Regions from separate parts of the Homo sapiens genome. Here region 1 is linked to region 2. A link is a contact called in ENCODE Hi-C or POLR2A ChIA-PET data. All regions are on one chromosome and are shown on one strand. Each heading gives the region's core, a stretch centred on a gene start or an enhancer-like site at or near the end of the contact. The rest is flanking DNA. Distances are from core to core; before and after follow the strand shown.

What was found. Hi-C counts contacts between places; a loop is a spot of excess contacts on that map. ChIA-PET counts read pairs that join two places held with the same protein, here RNA polymerase II (POLR2A). Pooled maps may share reads with other maps.
Region 1: a loop to region 2 is called in a pooled map, with 4 times the contacts of the local background. The contact joins two enhancer-like sites. A Hi-C loop is called at or near these places in 4 of 37 single-sample maps with no recorded cell type and 10 of 50 pooled maps. POLR2A ChIA-PET finds 5 or more read pairs at or near these places in 1 of 52 experiments (OCI-LY7).

Annotation. Positions count from the first base shown.
Region 1 is chr5:143,348,865-143,355,901 of GRCh38, reverse strand. The region is part of intron 2 of NR3C1 (nuclear receptor subfamily 3 group C member 1); the gene reads left to right. Among named protein-coding and RNA genes, the nearest start is that of NR3C1, 51 kb to the left of the region's middle. RefSeq lists enhancers at 1,725-1,804, 3,015-3,084, 4,857-4,916, 4,987-5,086, 6,371-6,430. Within about 2 kb of position 4,806, at least 5 of the 41 ENCODE cell types and tissues checked have a DNase peak (open chromatin) inside an H3K27ac peak, as active enhancers do.
Region 2 is chr5:143,048,847-143,056,001 of GRCh38, reverse strand. It overlaps ARHGAP26 (Rho GTPase activating protein 26), which reads right to left. Exons shown (of 23, transcript NM_001135608.3): 15 at 1,476-1,563. LOC124901097 (a long non-coding RNA gene) reads left to right here. Exons shown (of 2, transcript XR_007058979.1): 2 at 1,889-2,149. Among named protein-coding and RNA genes, the nearest start is that of ARHGAP26-IT1, 140 kb to the left of the region's middle. RefSeq lists an enhancer at 1,481-1,530. Within about 2 kb of position 1,466, at least 3 of the 41 ENCODE cell types and tissues checked have a DNase peak (open chromatin) inside an H3K27ac peak, as active enhancers do.

The sequences.
Region 1 (7,037 bases), core at 3,557-6,056, 300 kb before region 2:
CTTGTGACTCACAGTCAGGGTTAGGAAAATGCCTTTTAACTTGTTTGTCTCTGCCTCTTTTAAACATTAAAGGCACAACTGTACTAATTATTAAGTATTTCATAAGGTCTTTTAGGGCTTATAAGATCTTTTAGGAATGGCCTGGAAGTTATTAGTACTGTTTCATTGAATCTGAATACCTTTAACATGATAATGAGAAGTTTTTAAAGGGTGGTTTTATAGTTAAACGGAATTTCTCAAATTGGCTTGCTCCTTATGTTGATTTATTTAGGATCACATTTGGGAGTTTCTCTGCCCTACTTTCAATGTATTTAATTTACTGACCATCACTATTTGGGGGGAAAATGTTATATGATATTTAGAAACCAAGAGTTTTGGAGTTTTTCCCCCATTAGATGTATTTATTTATTTATTTATTATTTTTTAAAGACAGGGTCTTGCTCTGTCACCCAGGCTGGAGCACAGTGGCATGATCCTAGCTCACTGTATTCTTGAACTCCTGGGCTCAGACTGTCCTCCCACCTCAGCCCAAGTGGCTAAGTATCAAGTAAGAATCACCTGGCAAATTCCAAGGCTGTATACCAGATTTCCTAAATTAGAATTTTGGGGTTGGGTATCTGAATTTTAGTAAAGCCCTCCAAATGTTTCTGGTATTGCTTCTAAGAACAATTGATAACATAATAGCTGTGGCCATTATAGGGGTATTCTGTCATATTTAGATATAAGCATACCTTGTTTTATTGTACTTCCCAAATATTGCGTGTTTATTTTGTTTTGTTTCACTTACAAATTGAAGGTTTGTGGCAACCCTATATTAAGCGAGTCTGTCAGTGCCATTTTTCCAACAGCTTGTGCTCATTTTGTGTCTCTGTGTCACATTTTGGTAATTCTCTCAATATATCAAACTTTTTCATCATTTTTGTATCTGTTACGACCAGTGATCAGTGATCTTTGATTTTTTCTTTTTTTTTTTTTTTTTGAGACGGACTTTTGCTCTGTCACCCAGGCTGGAGTGCAGTGGTTCAATCTTGGCTCACAGCAACCTCTGCCTCCCAGGTTCAAGCAATCCTCCTGCCTCAGCCTCCCCAGTAGCCGGGCCTACAGGCGTGTGCCACCACGCCTGGCTAATTTTTGTATTTTTAGTAGAGATGGGGATTCCCCATGTTGGCCAGGCTGGTCTCGAACTCCTGACCTCAGGTGATCCGCTCACCTTGGCCTCCCAAAGTGCTGGGATTACCGTGCCAGCCTGATGTTACTATTTTAATTGTTTTCAGGCACCATAAACCTCACCTGTATAAGGCACCGTACTTAATTGATAAATATTGCGCATGATCTGACTGCTCTTCCAACTGGCCATTCCCTGTCTGTCTCCCTCTTCCTGGGACTCTCAAATCCCTGAGAGACAATAATATTAAAATTAAGCTAATTAATAACCCTACAGTGGCCTCTAAGTGTTGAAGTGAAAGAGTTGCATGTCTCTCACTTTAAATAAAAAGCTAGAAGTGGCTAAACTTAGTGAGGAAGGCACATCAAAAGCCAAGACAGGCCAAAAGCAAGGACTCTTGTACTAAACAGCTAAATTGTGAATGCAAAGGAAAAGCTCTTGAAGGAAATAACTAGTGCTACTCCAGCAAACATGTGAATGATCAGAAAGTGAAACAGCCTTCTTGCTGATACGAAGAAAGTTTTAGTGGTCTGGACAGAAGATCAAACCATTCACAACATTCCTTTAAGCCAAAGCTTAACTCTCTTCAATTCTATGAAGGCTGTGAGAGGTGAGAAAGCTGCAGAAGAAAAATTGGAAGCTAGCAGAGGTCGGTTGATGAGGTTTAGGGAAAGAAGCCAGCGCTGTAACATAAAAGTGTAAGGTGAAGCAGCAAGTGCTGATACAGAAACTGCAGCAAGTTATGTAGAAGATCTAGCTAAGATTACTAAATAATAGATTTTCCATGTAGATGAAAAAGCCTTTTGTTGGAAGAAGATGCCATCTAGGACTTTCATAGCTAGAAAGGAGTCAATGTCTGGCTTCAGAGGACAGGCTGACATTCTTGTTAGGGGCTAATGTAGTTGGTGACTTTAAGTTGAAGCCAGGTCTCATTTACCACTCCAAAAATCCGAAGACCCTTAAGACTTATGCTTAATCTACTCTGCTTGTACTCTAGAAATGAAACAACAAAGCCTGGATGACAGCACATCTGTTTATAGTATGCTTCACTGAATATTTTAAGGCCACTGTAAAGACCTGTTCAACTGCTCAGAAAAAAATGATTACTTTCAAAATATTGCTGTTCATTGACAGTGCACCTGGGCTCACCCAAGAGCTCTAATGGAATTGTACAACAAGATGGATGTTGTTCTCATGCCTGCCAACACATCATCCATTTGTAGCCCATGAATCAGGGAGTGATTTCAAGTTTCAAATCAGTACATTTTGTAAGGCTATAGCTGCTATAGACAGTGATTGCTCTGGTGGACCTGGGCAAAGTAAATCAAAAACCTTCTGAAAAGGATTGGCCATTCTAGATGCTATTAAGAATTTGTGATTCGCAGGAGGAGGTCAAAGGATCAACATTAGTAGCAGTTTGAAAGAAGTTGATTCCAACAGTTATAGATGAATTTGAGGGGTTCAACACTTCAGTTTAGGAAGTCACTGCAGATGTGGTAGAAACAGCAAGAGAACTAGAATTAGAAGTGGAGCCCGAAAATGTGACGGAATTGCTGCAATCTCATGAGAAAACGTGAATGGATGAGGAGTTGCTTCTTATGGACAAATGAGCAAATAAATTTTTTTCTTGAGATGGAATCTACTCCTGGTGAAGATTCTGTGAACCTTGTTGAAATAACAACAAAGGATTTAGAGTATTACATAAACTTAATTGGTAAAGCAGCAGCATGGTTTGAGTGGATTCATTCCAGTTTTGAAAGAGTTTCTACTGTGGGTAAAATGCTATCAAACAGCATCTCGTGCTACAAAGAAATCTTTTATGAAAAGAAAAGTGAAACTTCATTGTTGTCTACTTTAAGAAATTGCCACAGCCACCCCACCTTCAGCAACCACCTCTCTGATCAGTCAGCAGGCATCAACACTGAAGCAAGACCCTCCACAAGGAAAAAGATTACAACTCACTGAAAGTTCAAATGATTGTTAGCATTTTTAAGCAATATTTTAAGATTAAGGTAAATACATTTTTAAAGACACAATGCTATTGCACACTTAATAGACTACAGTATAGTATAAATATAACTTTTATATGTAGTGGGAAACCAAAAAATTCGTCTGACTTGCTTTGTTGCAATATTCACTTTATTGTGGTCTAGAACCGAACCTGAAATATCTCAGAGGTATGCCTGTATTAATATTATTTTGCAAGTAAAAAACCCAGCATATAAAAAAAACGTAGAATATGTTGAGAGTTCAGTAATATGGATGAAAATGTTTTTCTCTAACTGAAGAACATGATAAATTATAATTAGGGAAGGATATAAACCAAGAAAATATGTCTGAGATAGCCAATTCTTGCAGTTCATAATATGAAAACTCATTATACCAATCTCAGTAAGAATACTTTTAATAGCTGTTATTTCTTTGGGATATAGAATTTATAAAGTACACAGTAATCTTCTTATGATCAATCCTAGGATCACTTTACAACCACTTACCCCATATTACAATGTAGTACCAAGACAAGCAGACCAAATTATAGAAGGACAAAGTTTTTGCTAAGCATATTTTGTCATCAGCATACCGCATTGTGTGTGCATGCATGTGTGTGTTTGTGCATGTGTGTGATTGTATAAAATATTAGAAAGCCACCCCAGAAAAGTTAAATGACTAGGAATGTTGTGAAGGGATTAAGCTACCCCTAAAATTATATAACAAAACTCTCTTCATCTATTATTAGGTCATCTTTAGAACATCTTCTCTTAAATTTGTTATAGGTCTCTCTCATCTGTTTGGATTAAAATTGGTCTGAAAGCCTAAAATGGCTTTTTACCTATATAATTATTTCCCAACTAGCTTGTAGTATAGGTGCAAAGCTATCACACTTGCTAGGTTAGTGAAGTATGTAAAAACTACCATCTTTCAATTAGGAACCATCGGATAGCTTCTACAGGATTGCTGGGGAGAACCTTTATAAAGAAAGTTATATCTTTATAAATTTTTTGTCATTTTACTTAGCTGAGAATATAAAATAAGTTAGCTAATAATAGAGTAGAAATGTTTTCTGTAACAGATTAATATTGATCAAATGTGTTATTAAATGCTAAAACACCATTTTTTTTCTCTGTAAGCCATGTGTTTCATGCCACAACACAAAAGGGACAATTGTCTGTGTTTTATGACAGTTCTGTTCTGTCAGATGCTGTTTGTTCATTTTGGTGAATAAATGAAGAGAGCCCTGGACACATCTTTTTTTCCTCAACAAAAGAGGAAAATTATTCTTGTCTGTATGTCTATAATCCTGACTCTTTGAATGGCTTTAATTTTTTTAAAGTCAGCATTTTTTTATAAAGATAGGTGTTTGGAATGTGGGCGATATGGCTGGACAGTTAGATTGGGACCAAATAATGGAAGGCTTTGAACATCATGCTAAGAGGTTTGGGTTTTACTCTGAAGGCAGTAGAGAACCATTATGTTTTTAAGCCAGGATTGACTTGTTCTAAGCTGTACCTTAGAAATATTACTCTGGCAGTTGTACATAGGATGAGCTGTATGTTGCTTTGTTTTGTTTGGGGAGACAGTTCTCGAAGAGAGACTACATACGAAGGCAGTTATATGAGTCATTACTAAAGGTCTGGCAAGAAGTAGTAAAAGCATTAACTGGAGTGGTAGCAGTAGGGAAGGAAATAAAAGGATAGATGTGGGAGTCATTTGGAAAGTATGAGGCAATTCATTGACCTTACAGAATCACTGGTTTTCTGCTTCCACTCCATTCACATTGACCTTTCCAAGGTTATCAGTGACCTGCTTGTCCTTAAATTCAGTGGGCACTTTCCAGTAACCTACTGTTGGCACCAGCCCTGTGCTAGACACCAGGATCCTGTTTGTAAAGGCATCTGCCAGTGGTTTCTGTGACACAATTCTGTTTCTAGTTTTCCTCCTTCTACTTCTCTAGCCTCTTGGCAAGTTCTTCTTTCAGAGTTTCTCAGAGCTTTGTGCTAGGCCCTCTTCTCATTTTCTCCTTCTCTAAGTGATCCCATCCTTTTCTGTTGCTTCAGTTACCATTTGTCCTTATGCAAAGGACAGCCATATCTACTGTATCTCCAGCTCAGATGTATCTCTTTGCCTCCTGACCCATATTTCCAACTATCTAACTGGGTATCTTTTCTTGGATGAGTTATAGGTCTCTCAAACACAACATGTCCAGAATAATTCATTGACTTATTCTAAGGCCTGCTTCCTCTTTCTCCTGTAGTCCCTATCTCAGGAAATATATGGTGCTATCAACCCCAAAGCAGAAATCTGGACATAATCCCTAACTACCCTTTTCCCCTCTCTGTGCACATAATTTCAGTCATTAGGCCTCATAGATTGGACTAAATAAATACCTCGCAAACCCTTCTACTTATATTCTTAACTGCTCCTACCTTAAGCCAGGCTACCATAATTTTGTAGCTGGATGACTGCATCATCATCTTGACTGGCTCCCTTGTCATCTTCAATCTATATTCTATACTGCAGCTAGAGCTTTCAAACATAAACATGTGATCAGATTAGTCCCCTCTTTAGAACACCCTAGGGTTCTCACTGTCCTGAGTACAGTCTAAGGGTTTACCATGGCTTACAGGGTCTTTTATGATTTGGTGAGCTTTTTATTGTATAACCTTTCTAAACTGCCTTTACTTCCCTCTTTCTTGGCTCTGTGTCTTTGCATAATGCTGTTCCCTATACTTCACCTCACGTCTAACCTTCATCTCCTTTTCACTTCTCCTCTTCCTCCAAAATCCAGCTGAATATCACATTGTCATGCAGGCCCATTCTTGATCTCCCACGTTTGGGTTAGATATCCCTCTTCAGTACCATCACCGCACCAGGTGTGTCCCCTATCCTAGCATTTGCCTCATTGTATTACAACTACTGTGTACTCGTCTCTACAGCTCCTGCTAGTCTAAAAGTTTTGGGAGAGCAAAGGTTCATGTTTGTGTTTTTCACTGTGGTATACCCCAGTGCCTAGTATATGATAAGCTCTCAAAATATTTGTTAGATGTATGAAGAAATGAGAAAGAGAACAGGAAGAGGGTAAGTTTCAAGACTAGGAAACAAGGCTATGAAAGCTGCAGGAAAGCAGCAGGTTAAAACCTAGAAGAAGAGTTTGTTTTAGGAAATACTGTGTTTTAAACCACTATAACTGAAGCAAAAACCCAAGGCCTGGGTGTGGATAGAGTCCACTATCTGATAACAGTGGATACTGATGCATGGCAGAGTTGGAGAGGAAGAGAGCCAGATTCCAAAACAGAAGGGGTAAAGTCTTCTAAGAAGATAGATTATAGTAAGAAGGATTAGGGGATAGAAATATGAGCCTGTTCCACTCATAGATCTCAAACATGAAATGATGAGTCATCATGAAGAGAGTAGGCAATTGTCCAGTGAAGAAGGGGATGCTAACCCTTCTTAACCTTGAATCTCTCAGGTAGAAGCAGTTAGAGAAGGAACAGCCATCATCAGATAGTGTTGTAAGGAAAATGATATCCTTGGGGAAACCTGCATTTTGGTAAAGCAAAGCAACTAAGAAAGAATATACTACCACTGTTTAACAATCGCCACAAAAAGACAGTAGGATCATCTTTGACCCCCCTCATCCTTTCTCAGGAACTTGGAGGACTAAGAAGAGAGAAATCTGTAGAAGAGGCTTCTCTCTCTGATCCTCCCTCCACTTCAGTTTTACCACATGTAATGCAACAATAATTAAGAATTTGTGTAAAATTTCACCAGGTTGGCATGCATGGAGAGAAAAATTATTCAGATGTTTTCCTTTGTCAATAATACAAGGAGCATTTGTAGGGAAAAATATTTACAAATACAGTAAGACCTATTC
Region 2 (7,155 bases), core at 217-2,716:
AGCTTAATAATAAGAATAATCATATTCTCTCTAAATAGCAGCCTAGAGACTGACAAACTGTAATACATTTCTCGAAGACAAAGATCACAGGGAAACAATAACAATGTAGTTTCCCTATTGCAAGCGTTCTGAGATTTCACCCAAAATGTTTATTCTCTCTCTTTCTTAAATGAATAGACACAACTATGTTTCATTGTCAACACTAAAATAGTGCTAATGCAAGAGTCTAACACAAACTAAGAGATTTCCTTTTCAGTCAGTGACTCATCTATCAACAACAGCATTTTAAGATGTGTCTGAGAAACAGGCAACTAACTACATATTTGCAAGTCTTGATCTTCCCAGCGGCTTGTTGTTAGAATCAATTCATCTAGAAACACTATAAAAGATTTTTGTAGGTGTTGTGGTGGTGAATTCACTATGGAGTATTGCTCCAGAATGCTAGAACCCCTAACATTAGGTATGATATAAACAAATTTTACCTGCTGGGGTATGAGTATGTTTAACCATAAACTTGAGGGTTTTTTCCTGATAGTTCAAATAAGAAACTTCTCAATAGGACTATACATTATTCTTGGCTCAGATTTTATTCTCATTGGGTCCCTTAATTCGACTCCTAGTTTTAGTTAACACTTACATTATATCTTACTCTTGACTCTAATTACCCAATAGCCAATAAAATCTACATCAGCAATTCCTTTTCTGTGGCCTCCTTCCTTTGCTTTCCAGCCAATTCCATCTTCAAAAAATCTGCACAGAGACTTATGCTATTTCTGATGACCATTCCCCTCTCCTTTTAAGACTAGGTCCCACCTTTTTTGGTAAGAACTATGGTATTCCTGTCCTTCAAGTCCAGCATAAATATTTTGGTCTATTCATGAAACTAAGATGCAGGCAGCTGGTCAATAACCCAACCTTTAATAATGAAAGGAGGCATAGAGAGGGTACAGTAGTATCATATATAAATGATACAAGGAAAATAGTCTCTGCAGAGAAATAATATTGTCCAGTGTAAGGGAAGGAGTCAAAAAGGAGTTCCATTAAGTTCTCATTTTTAAGAACCATTGTCAGCAATGTACTCTGTGTAAAGTATGAAACTATCAAAATACATGAGGTATGTAATCATGCATTCTTAACAGAAGATGATTCATGATTCCTTGTGTTCTTAACAGATTATTCAGGGACTTCGGGGAAGACCCCATTTTAGGTTCTGTTCATGGCTAATTATCACAATACTTCTCATATAGAACAAAGTTTCCTAAATCACTCAGGGTGTCACTGCACAAAGGCAACCCATCAACTATGGATGATTTACGATTGGTTTGACCAGCTGAGCTAAACGCACCCACACAGAAGCTGTTTCCACATCTCAAACACCCACCCGACAGCTCTCCGGAGTCTGAAAATAAAACTGCTTTCTTCCTGATTGCATGATAACTAGCTGGCACTCTGCCTTGCAAATGGAAAGTCCCTACCTTAGGTAGGTCTTCAGAGCACTAGTGATGGTCTTTATCTCCCATTCAGCACAGATATCTGTTTCTGTCTCAGAAGCAGTCTTGGGGTCTAAAATGAAGAAAAGACAATACATAAAGCACAGCATAAAATGGAACTAATAAATAAGCACACATAAAGGCATCCAATCTTGCTAGTAACTAGAGAAATGCAAAGTAAAACAAAAATGACAAGTATTTTTTTTACCTATTAAATTAGGAAAATGTCTAAAAATTCCAATATCTCTTGCTGGCAAGAATGCAGTGAAACTGATCCTCTCCTATCCTGCTGGCAGCAGGAGAGACAAATGCAAGAGTTTTGAGAAGCAATTTGGTAATATGTATCAAAGTCTTAAAAACGTTTATACCCTTTGAACCAGTAATCTCATTTCTCACAGTCTATCCTCAGAAAATAAGATAAGGCACGAGAAAAGTTACAGACCCCAGAAACGTTCAGCACACACTCTTCTTTGCAAAAGCAGAAAAAACAACAAAAAAAGGAGACAACCTAAATGTCCAACGATAGAAGAATGATTAAGTGAATTACCGTATGTCTACCTGATGGAATATTACCTCGCCGATTTATATGACAACGATGACTGTAAAGCAACATGGAAAATGCCTGCATTATATAATGTCAAATAAAAAAAAACAAGATATGTCTATGAGAAACTTTTTCTATGAACTTTTTATATGAACAAGGCTGAAAGGAAATACTCTAAATTAGTGGTTGGGTTAAAGTGGTGGACTGTGGTATGATTTTATTCCATTACTTTTGTATTTTTAAAAAAATTGCTTTAAGCTCAAATGTGCAATGAGAACCACCATATCAGCTCTGACAATTTCTTTTGTCTCTTCTTGCATGGACTTTTAAACAAATCAGTATATTTTAAACAAGCATGTATGATAAAAGAACAGGAGAGATAATTCTTATAATCTTCCTGAGTAGCACACAAGGAGGTGAGAAGAAGAGGCAGAGGTTGGGGAGTGTAATTGCTTCACAGATCCCCATCCTGTCCCTGGTGAGGCAGGCCAGGTCATACACATACTGGTGGGAGGGTCACAGAGTCTTTTTCAGTGCACAGGAGGGAGAATCCAGCTCCCTCATACTGGCTAAAGACTAGTTCTTTGCCACCAGCTCCCAGTCCTTTTTTTTTCTGCATAGCACCTCATTTTGAGTTGGAGAGCAACCCTTTTCTTACTTTTTCCAGGGGTGGAGAATGAGATTCAGGACAGACTGGCCAAAAGTATATCAACTCTCTGGACTCAGTGCCTGGATGAGGGATGGCCCAAGACCTAAGCCTGCCCAATCAGAGTAACTCTCCAGGACTCACGAACAGATATTTGCTGTTTGCTGGGCTTGCACTAGGAGGTTATGTAACTGCCAGGTGCCACCACACAGAGCCTGAAAGTCCGACAACCCAGAGACAAGATAAGCAGAAATGGTGGATCCTGAACCCTTGTATTTGCCTCTCCTTCTTATCATATGAGCCAGTAAATTCCTTTTTCCCCTTAAGCCAGGTGAGGTCAGGATTTCCGTCTTTTTACAATGCAAAGAGATCTAAATGATGCACCAGGTAAAGGGAGGCAGCCACCAGACTGCATCTTTCTGAAGAGTCTCCAAGAATAATTCTGGGACATCAATGAAGAAAGCTGTTCCTCCTGCAGGACCAACAGCCTTTCAGCTGGAAAAAAAATAAGTCAGAGGTGGGCAGAAGACATTTTCTATTTCCTGGGAAAGAAACCACTTTCATCCAAATAGAAAGAGGCCAAATACTCATGAATGGCTTCAGGATTTAGCCTATCATCACCAGGTAGGGGCACAAATCCAGCTGGTATCTACTGCTCTCCGTGTGTTCCCCTGACACATACTGGGTTATGAGAGAGGAAAGGGTCCCCAGCTCAGAAACATGTGGCTCTCAAAGGCACAGTACCTGTATGATGTTTGCAGGTGACACTGAGCAATAAAATGAAGTCTTTCCTGTCACATGAAACAAACAAGGAAAAACCTAAAGAGCATAATTTTTTTTTCTTTTTTTTTTTCAGACAGAGTCTCACTCTGTCACCAGGCTGGAGTGCAGTGGCGCAGTCTTGGCTCACTGCAACCTCCACCTCCTGGGTTCAAGCGATTCTCCTGCCTCAGCCTCCCAAGTAGCTGGGATTACAGGCATGTGCCACCATGCCCAGCTAATTTTTGTATTTTTAGTAGAAATGGGGTTTCACCATATTGGCCAGGCTGGTCTTGAACTCCTGACCTCGAGATCCGCCCGCCTCGGCCTCCTAAAGTGCTGGGATTACAGGCATGAGCCACCGCGCCTGGCCCAAGAGCATAATTTTATTTCTGGGGCTACAGAACAGTAAATTCCATAGAGTTCTATCACAGCAAATTTCTGAAAAGTTCACAAAATGTGATTTTCCCAGTATCCAAAATGTCTGCCACTTTAATTTGTGTCTTTGCCATCTTGCACTCCCTGAATGGCTTTTTCCTGCAGAAGAGTATGTATCAAAAACCTCTGCTTTGCATGACCTCTTTCCCTCCCCATCCTAAGACACGTGGAGAGCTGCCATCCTGCATGGTTCCTGGATGTGAGACAAATGTTACTGTACATTTTTCTAAAGAAGAAACCAACTTCTACCCAAGAAGAGTGAACATGAAACTGAACAAGCAGCAGTTGGCAAGTCTGGGAGTTGTGAACTGTTGCATGAACCACATTTAGCAAACTAATGATTAGCTTCCACTTATTCGGGCTCTGTAACCATAGGAATATTGCGTAACATTAGAGAGGAGAGTCAAATTACAGCCCGGCTAAAGGGCTTTTTATAGCACTGATGAGGCAAGGCTCATAACTTGAGCACATCCATTTTAATTCATTTAAAATCCAAGCTAAGTTGAATACAGCCTCCCAAGCTACACCATTTTCAGAAAGTGCTGCTGATTTCCACACCTCCCTCCTGATGCTCCCCTCACTTACAAAAGCTTCCTGATGGCATCTGAATATGCCACAGAGACGTCATTTACACTCTTCTTTAGAACTCAGTACACTTCTCTCCACCATGTCCCTTGACCACTGCTGCTTAGTAAAACAGATCTAAACTAGAGGAGCAATCCAATGTACAAAAGGCATCATGTGGGGAAAGCAGAATGAATGTTATTTCCTCCTGAACCTACTATCACATGAATTCAGAAAATCAGAAGACACAGACTGGAAGCAGTGGTTATAAGCGGAGAACGTCTTAGAAATGTCACACTTGGATCAGTCCCAAGGGCCATCTAGTCTATTACTGTGTTGCAGACAAAATGAAGGATATTTTGGAGGAAATTATTAGGAAAGTTACCTATGTACTCTTGAATTTCCTAATAACACATTATAGTGTATGCAAATTAATCTTTTTCTCTCTTTAAGTGAGAAAGTAATACACGCACATGTTAAGAATTCAAAGAAAAAAAAACAGATATACATGAAAAGGTAGAGGCAACTGCTAATGCCAGCTTTTTATGTGCATTTCCTATCTCTAACAGTCCCTTCTGTTTTGAGATCCAAAAGCTCTTACTGGCTCAAGACCCAGTCTTAGGAGAGCCTGCCTGAAGCATCCCAACAGGCAAAGGTGATGGTGGCTGGAGCAGAGGAGGTGAGCTTCCATCTCTGTGTTTCTTCTTTGGGGACTCAGGATTGTGATTAGTAGCCGTATTGCTAGCTCCCAGAATGATCAATCCTCTATCCAAGTAGTCTATCATCTTCTGGTCCTGTCATCTTTTGTCTGCTACCCTTCACTGGTAGACAAAATTGGACATTTGCTCTTCTCATGGTTCCCCTACTCCAGTAGGCTCCAGTCTTCAAAGTCTGGGCTGTTTCCACTTAATCCTATGTAAGCCTTTAGGTCTTAGAAATCATCATAAAGCATTTTGATTTCTTCAGAAAGAAGTCATTGATTGCTTTTATTTATGCCACTCTGTGAAAAGGTATGGGAAATAAGGGGCATAAAAAAAGAAATGCAGACATTCAAGGTCCCAGAGTAAGGAAGGATAGTTCATGGCTGGATCGGCGGTAAGTGGGTGAAGCATGCTACTATAATTCCGTGCTTTACAGCACTGCTGTATAATACCTTCATTGTGTTCTCTGTTTTACTAAGTTTGCTTTAAATGTGGTTTAAAAAAAAAAAAAGAAGAAGAAGAACAAAAAAGGTTACAGGACGAGAAAAACAGTGATGCTGAATTTGCAGTCCTTTATCATCATGGTAAAAACACACAAAAAAGGGACACAAATTTTTAACAGCACAGAAAATTAGGCTCTCAGTCAACATTCTCCTGCCACCAGGATATCCACTAGGCAAAGCTTAGATGAAGGCCTGAGGAAAATCCAGCTGGGGAAACAATGTGATAGGTGGTGGCCCTCTGCCCACCAACAACATAGCCCAAGCCACCCAGGGGTGTGGGGGAAAGGCCATGCTGCAACCCCCCAACCCCACTCCAGCAAACACACTTTTGGGGGCTACTTTCTGGGGCACCCAGAGCTGTCATAAGATTATAATCCAGGCAATGAAATCAGACTACAGAGCAGAAGTGGAGGGGGGTCCTCTTATATCAAGGCAAGTGAATCAGAAGGAGAGCCGTAGAAGAAACATGAGAGTCATAAGGGAAGAACCACAGCATGCTTCAGATTATCCAGGAGTAAATCCGGCTTCTCCCAGGACCATGACCAAATACCAAAACCAGGAAAAATCAATGCAGGCTTATAGGTTCACTAAATGAAAGCTTTAAGAATACCAGAAAGTTGGCTCAAATTATGTACAATACCCCTCCAATCATCAGGTAAGATAATGATTCTAACAGGAATCAGGAAAATAGCAGAACAAGGAGAATCTATCCACAGTGAGCTTAAAAGCAAAGGTTTGATTAAACAGAAGATAAAAAATCCTATAAAATATTTGTTGGCAAAAAATACAGAGACCAAAGCACTCTGAAAAATAATTCAGAAAACACCAGCTCTGTCATATAAGTAAAATCCTAAAAATATGGATGCCAGGAACCAAGACAACAAAATAAAACAAGTAGCAGACTGAAATAATAAAGATTATACCTGAAAAGTAGAAATAAAAGGATTTAAATAAGTAAAGATAATAAAGACATTGGAAAATCCATTACAAAAAGTTAAAATCTGCATTATAAACAGCAAAATAATAATCACAATCAACCCAACAATTTTAAATGAGTAATACTGAGATGGAGGACAAGTTTGAGAATTTTTGCTAGAATATAAAGAATCAGGAGAAAAATTAAGCATTAAAAAGGTGAAAAATGTTGGTGTGTTTAAAAGATTGAGAATTACAGAAAAACATACAGTAAAGAGATTTGTTTGTCTTTAGAAAAATATGTATAAAAACTCCTTCAGTGGCCCCCAATATGTATAAAAGAATGATTACATGGTGATATATAAAAGTAGTGGAAAGGGGTAAGATGACTCATTATATGGATACTGGTCAAGTGGATAAGTATTAGAGGAAAAAGAAGAGTTTCCACTTTGCATGACAGATTTTAAGGAAAATTAAGGTTTTTGTCATTCTAGATTGGGTAAGGTTTTTTTTTTTTTTTTTCTTTTTTGAGATGGAGTCTCATTCTGTTACCCAGGCTGGAGTGCAATGGCACGACTCAGCTCACTGCAACCTC